2 separate regions of the Homo sapiens genome follow, and region 2 is linked to region 1. A link is a loop called in an ENCODE intact Hi-C map of the cell type or tissue named here. Cell type or tissue: GM12878. All regions are shown on one strand.

Evidence for each region. Hi-C counts contacts between places; a loop is a spot of excess contacts. Peaks named below come from ENCODE experiments on the same cell type or tissue, not always from the same donor. Only the 100,000 strongest peaks of a DNase experiment are listed, where the experiment ranks them.
Region 2: a loop joins it to region 1, with 2.6 times the contacts of the local background. A loop is called at or near these places in 8 of 110 quality-filtered maps.

What each region holds. Positions count from the first base shown.
Region 1 is chrX:94,293,532-94,296,031 of GRCh38, forward strand. No RefSeq gene overlaps it. Among named protein-coding and RNA genes, the nearest start is that of FAM133A, 620 kb to the left of the region's middle. In GM12878, no CTCF peak of the experiment used is centred here; no DNase peak of the experiment used is centred here.
Region 2 is chrX:93,873,481-93,875,980 of GRCh38, forward strand. No RefSeq gene overlaps it. Among named protein-coding and RNA genes, the nearest start is that of FAM133A, 200 kb to the left of the region's middle. In GM12878, a CTCF peak has its summit at 1,275 (motif pointing right); no DNase peak of the experiment used is centred here.

The DNA of each region.
Region 1 (2,500 bases):
GCAATACACTTCACTTTATAATGGGTTGCTTTGGAAGAAAAAAGGTAAAGAGAATGACAGCAAAAAAAGGAATAAAAGCCACCATTTACTACTATGGAAAACTCTAGAAATCTAACTGACATGTAGTATTGATCACATAAAAATTATAGGTTGTTAACTTTTATCAATAAGGTACTCTCTTCAGCTTTTAGTTGAGAATGTTTCCTGCTCAACAGATTTTTTAAATTTAATCCATGAGCTTTACCTACTAATTGTTTTTGCAGTTTGATTATAATCTGCAGAACCACCTCTGAGATTCCTTCACTGCAATGTCAATCATCAGCCTGTCCCTAGGAGCAATAGTAGACTGAGCTTGATTGGCTTTACAAGCTGTGCCTAATTACTGGTCTCTCGTCTGAACCTTTTTCAGTTGTTATACATTCCTGACCGAGGCCAAAGAGGCCTGAAGACATATATTTTATGTTAACTAAAAAAAAAAAAAAAAAGAAAACACTAAATTTTAATCAGAAGCAGGAATATCAATAACCATACAAAGATGATACTGCAACAATCATCATAGAAGATGTTCAGCTACAGGAATCAAAGGCTTTTTCAAGAGAAAAAGCGCTATACGATTTAAAAAAAATACAAGACAACAAAGTTCACTAAAAATCTGTTTTAGGTTGGGATCTTAACTAGAGAGATGATTTAGTACATATATATATAACCAACATTGTGCACCTTTTTCTTAATGAAACAAGGATCTCTTTTCTCATAAAGGACTTGTGTTCCACAATGTTTTTAAATTCAAATTTGACTGCAACTCAGAAATTCATTCATGTGGAAATATAATTCACAATTAATGTGGTGTAGTTCTATTTGTGAACCTCATTGCTCTCTCATTCTATTGAAGGATTATTTGGCTTTAATATACTCTCTCAAGAAGGTAGCTGTAAAATTAAATTAAGTCAAGCCATCTGGGACCTGTGATATAAACTGAAGAGAATAATATTCTAAGAATCTTATAATGTTCATATAAGTTGTTGCATAGTAAGCGACATCCTCTGGATGTGCACAGAAGTCATATGGAATATAGAAAAACAGCTATACAGTTATTTATTAAAGCTGCTACAATTTATGAGAGAGGAGCACTCAAGAATTTTACACTATTTAAATCATTGAATTTTCTACTCGTCTACATAGTGACTTCAGATATGGTGATCAAGTTTAGAAGATATCAAAGCAAAATAACTTATTTCAACTTAATTTATTTTGAGAAATTAACAAAAGTTAAAAAAGACAGTGCATGTAAGTGACCATGTTTTTATTAACCAAATATATTCTTCTTGTAGGTGCGCTAATAACCTTATTTGGCTGAAAACAATGTTGCAGAATAATTGAATGTTTTATTCTATCCAAGTACATAATAAAATAATAAAGGACTATTACTTACTCTTTTATGAAAAATACCTAATCTTTGTGTTATAAAACTTGCAGGTATATTATATCATATTTAGTTGTCTTTCTAATAAGTAGTATATGTATAAGTTTCAGATCATGAATTTGAACATGTGTATCTTTTGCACTAGAATTCTATTTGCCTGGCCAAATTCAGTGAAACATAAAATTCACTTGAGATTGGACTGATATAGTCCTTATAGTTCTGTTTAAGGAAAACATTAAATTGGGATCACCAAGTTAATCAACCACTGACAATGAAGATAAAAGTACCATATTTATTCAATCCCAATTCAACAAAAATGTGAAACAGTATAACGAAGCTCATTTAACTCAAAACCCTCTGCATGAAATTAAAGACAAATGTACTTACATCTATTTTGAACAGGAGACACAAATTAAATACTGCATATGATCCGTCTTTATTATCTTTGTGTTTATTTAACAAAAATTCTACCAGAATAATAGCAGATCCACCCATGTTCCCCTAATAATCTTATCTATTTTGTCATATTTCTAATATCTACTTCACCTTGTGGTCTTACATTGAACAAATAAAAAATAGTCATGTCTTCTTTCAAATATAAAAAGCATCCCACTGGAAATGATTTGAGTTCTCCTTATAACAGGCCAACGGTCTCAAGAAATGGAGAGAAGGAGGAAAAAAATTACAAGTAGAAGAAAAAATATACGCAAAAGTACAATAGCAGAAAATTATGACATAACATGCACTCATTCATCTCTGAGCCTTTGACTGGGGCACTTTTTCTATCTGCGCCACCCTAGTTTTTATTAAACTGGAAAAGTTTTACTCATCCTTAGGTCTTAATTTGGAGGTCACTCATTGGGAAGTATTGTTCCTATCATTGGTCTTGTGGAGGTTTTGATCCCACTGTTCATGAAGACATTATCGTGCTAATGCTCTTTGCCCTAAGAAGTATAATCTATATATATTCATAATGAATATTACTGGTACTATCAATCCATATTAAATAAAATTTGTAATGGGTAAAATTGTTATTTTTGCATGTTAAGTTTATTATTATACTAAATTTATTACAAA
Region 2 (2,500 bases), 420 kb before region 1:
TAAGGTCCTGAAATGAGAAGGGAACTTGAATCCTAGTGACACCATGCCCATCAGGCATTTCTTGGGGGGGCAACAGCAAAGTTGGCAATTTCTTGAGTGGCACAACCAGAGGAGCTAATGATTTGGCTATTGGGAGCCCCTAAGAAGTGGGTCAGGTAGGGAACCCAGAAGTTGCATTTTAGGGTTCCCCAATGGTTTGTCTCTCTGACTTTGGGTAATCATCCTTTGTAGGCTTGCTTGACATGGCTGCTAAAAGGGCAGGGTCAACTGTACAATACTTACAAAGATTCGAGTTTTCCCAAAAAGCAAAAAAAGCCTGTACATAGGAAACCTTGGAGCACTTGCCCTCCCACTTACAGAAAATATCTAGTTGTTGAATAGTATAGAAATCAAGACTTCCCTCAGAAAGCCAGGTTTGTTCATCCCCAAGATGGGAACAAGGCCATGCCCCTGTGCAATAGAATATAAGCCAGAAGTCTCAGGGTCAAAGGCGTTCCAGTGATTCAAAATGCACTCAAGGGGAGTACTAACTGCAGATGGTTTGTTACTCATCTAGAAGGAGAAAGGGAGACAAGGTGTCCCTTATTCCTCTTCCTCCCATTTGTGTGACCCAGGGTGGAGAGAAAGAGAGAAAGTGTGTCCCCCTTCTCCTCCTTCCCCCTCTCCTCTGGGTCTCAGCAACCATCATAAGTGCCTCCCTATGGATACAAGTGTGACCTTTTATCCATGGTCCCAGAAAAGCTAGTCAGTAGGATTTCAAAACCTGTTCAAAACCTTACCATTCTGTCCTGCTGGATTCCTAGATCCACCTAGCCCAGAAGGCTCCCACGGTACCCCAGAGGCTTGGGAGAGATTATGTAGTAGTTGGACCTGGGCAAGAGTTTTAAATGGAGGGAGTGTCCTAACACCATTTCTGGCTTCCCTTGCTATGGCTCCAGCAAAAAATCAAAATCCCATAGAATGGGACTGAATAAATTCTAAATGTAAAATTCATTTTCTGTTTAAATTCCAATGTAATTGAATGCAAAACAGCTGCCTCAAAGAGTGTAAAAATTGAATGGCTGCCTCTCCTTTGATGGGGACAGTATTGAAGCTAAAATCTGTCTTATCAAAATGTCTTCCTCCTGACTGTTGAAAGTGGAGTTTTTCTGTCTACAAAGAGGACATGGGGTCTGATCACTGATAGAAGACCAAAAATGGAAAAGAATTGGGAGACTGGAAGTCTGGGAGAGAGAACGGACACGGCTCCCTACGGAGAAAAAAATCCCATTCCACTAGGTGGCACTGTAGGGTTAGAAATGTTAGGTAAACACTTCAAATTCTTTTCAGGCAAAAATTAGAGAGTTTTGGGGTTTGATAGGCTGTCCCTATAGCATGCCCCCCAGCATAAGAAAATTAACTTATCTCATAAAGGAACTGTTTAAATTTATTGGAAAATGATGAACTCTTATACGAAGAGAGAAACAATCCAAATGGAGCGGGGGATAGTCACTCGGGGTGAAGTATCCTCCCATACGATGCTATAAATGTCCATCATTGAGGGATAAAAGGGACCTTACTAGGTAAATACTTAAACGAAAATCTTGAATTCCCCCTGTTTCTAGGAAATCAGAAAAACAATAACTCTTCGAATTACATTCCTTATTACTAAGAAACCAACTGACTCTACCCAGCAAGACTATATTTCTAGGTTGCAAAAACACCTGCAACATTGTATACGATGGGATAGGAGACTCGATAGCCGTGAGAGGAAAGAAGGAAAATTCGATAGGAAAAGACTGGAAATCCTTGTGCCGACACCCTGACAGGCTGTCAAGGACTGGAGTTAGTCTACAGACCTTCAGATAATACTGGGGTGTAGCCCCAGCCAGAAATCTTCAGTCGCCCTAGGACCTTCTTCCAATCCCACGTGACGACTTAGGCCCTCCATGGAAGGAAACTAGATTGGAATAGACAAGAAGTCTCAGAAATGAAAGTAAAGAGTTAACATTAAAGGTCCACTCTTATTCATCCTTTTAATGAATTATCTTCTTCCCAGTCAATACACTAAGATGTAAGTCTTTCGTTGTCTGAGATAATGCCTGGAGTTCTTGGTCCTACCTCCAAGACGATTAAGGAGAGTGGACACAAAGGTGAGGTTAGAGTGAAAGTTTAATAAGTGAAAGAAAAAAGCTCTCTGTCAGCAGCGAGGGGGTCTCAAATGGGAGTACCCACTATGAGGCTGGGGTCAAGGGATTTTATGAATTGGGAAGAGAAAAAGATATGCTTAGTCTGCGGGCTGCCTTGGCAAATACATGACTCAGCTTGGCCTGGGACCTTGGTCCAGGAACAATCAGGAGCTGAAGTGATGAATCATAGAAGCCAGACTTATAGTCCTAACAAAGGAAAGTAGAGTGCCCACCGGAACCCACTGGAGCCCACTGTGCCCATGCCCACAAAAGGAGAAGAAACTTTTCCTGGGACTCCACTGACTATGCAAAGGACAAAGGCATTTCCATAC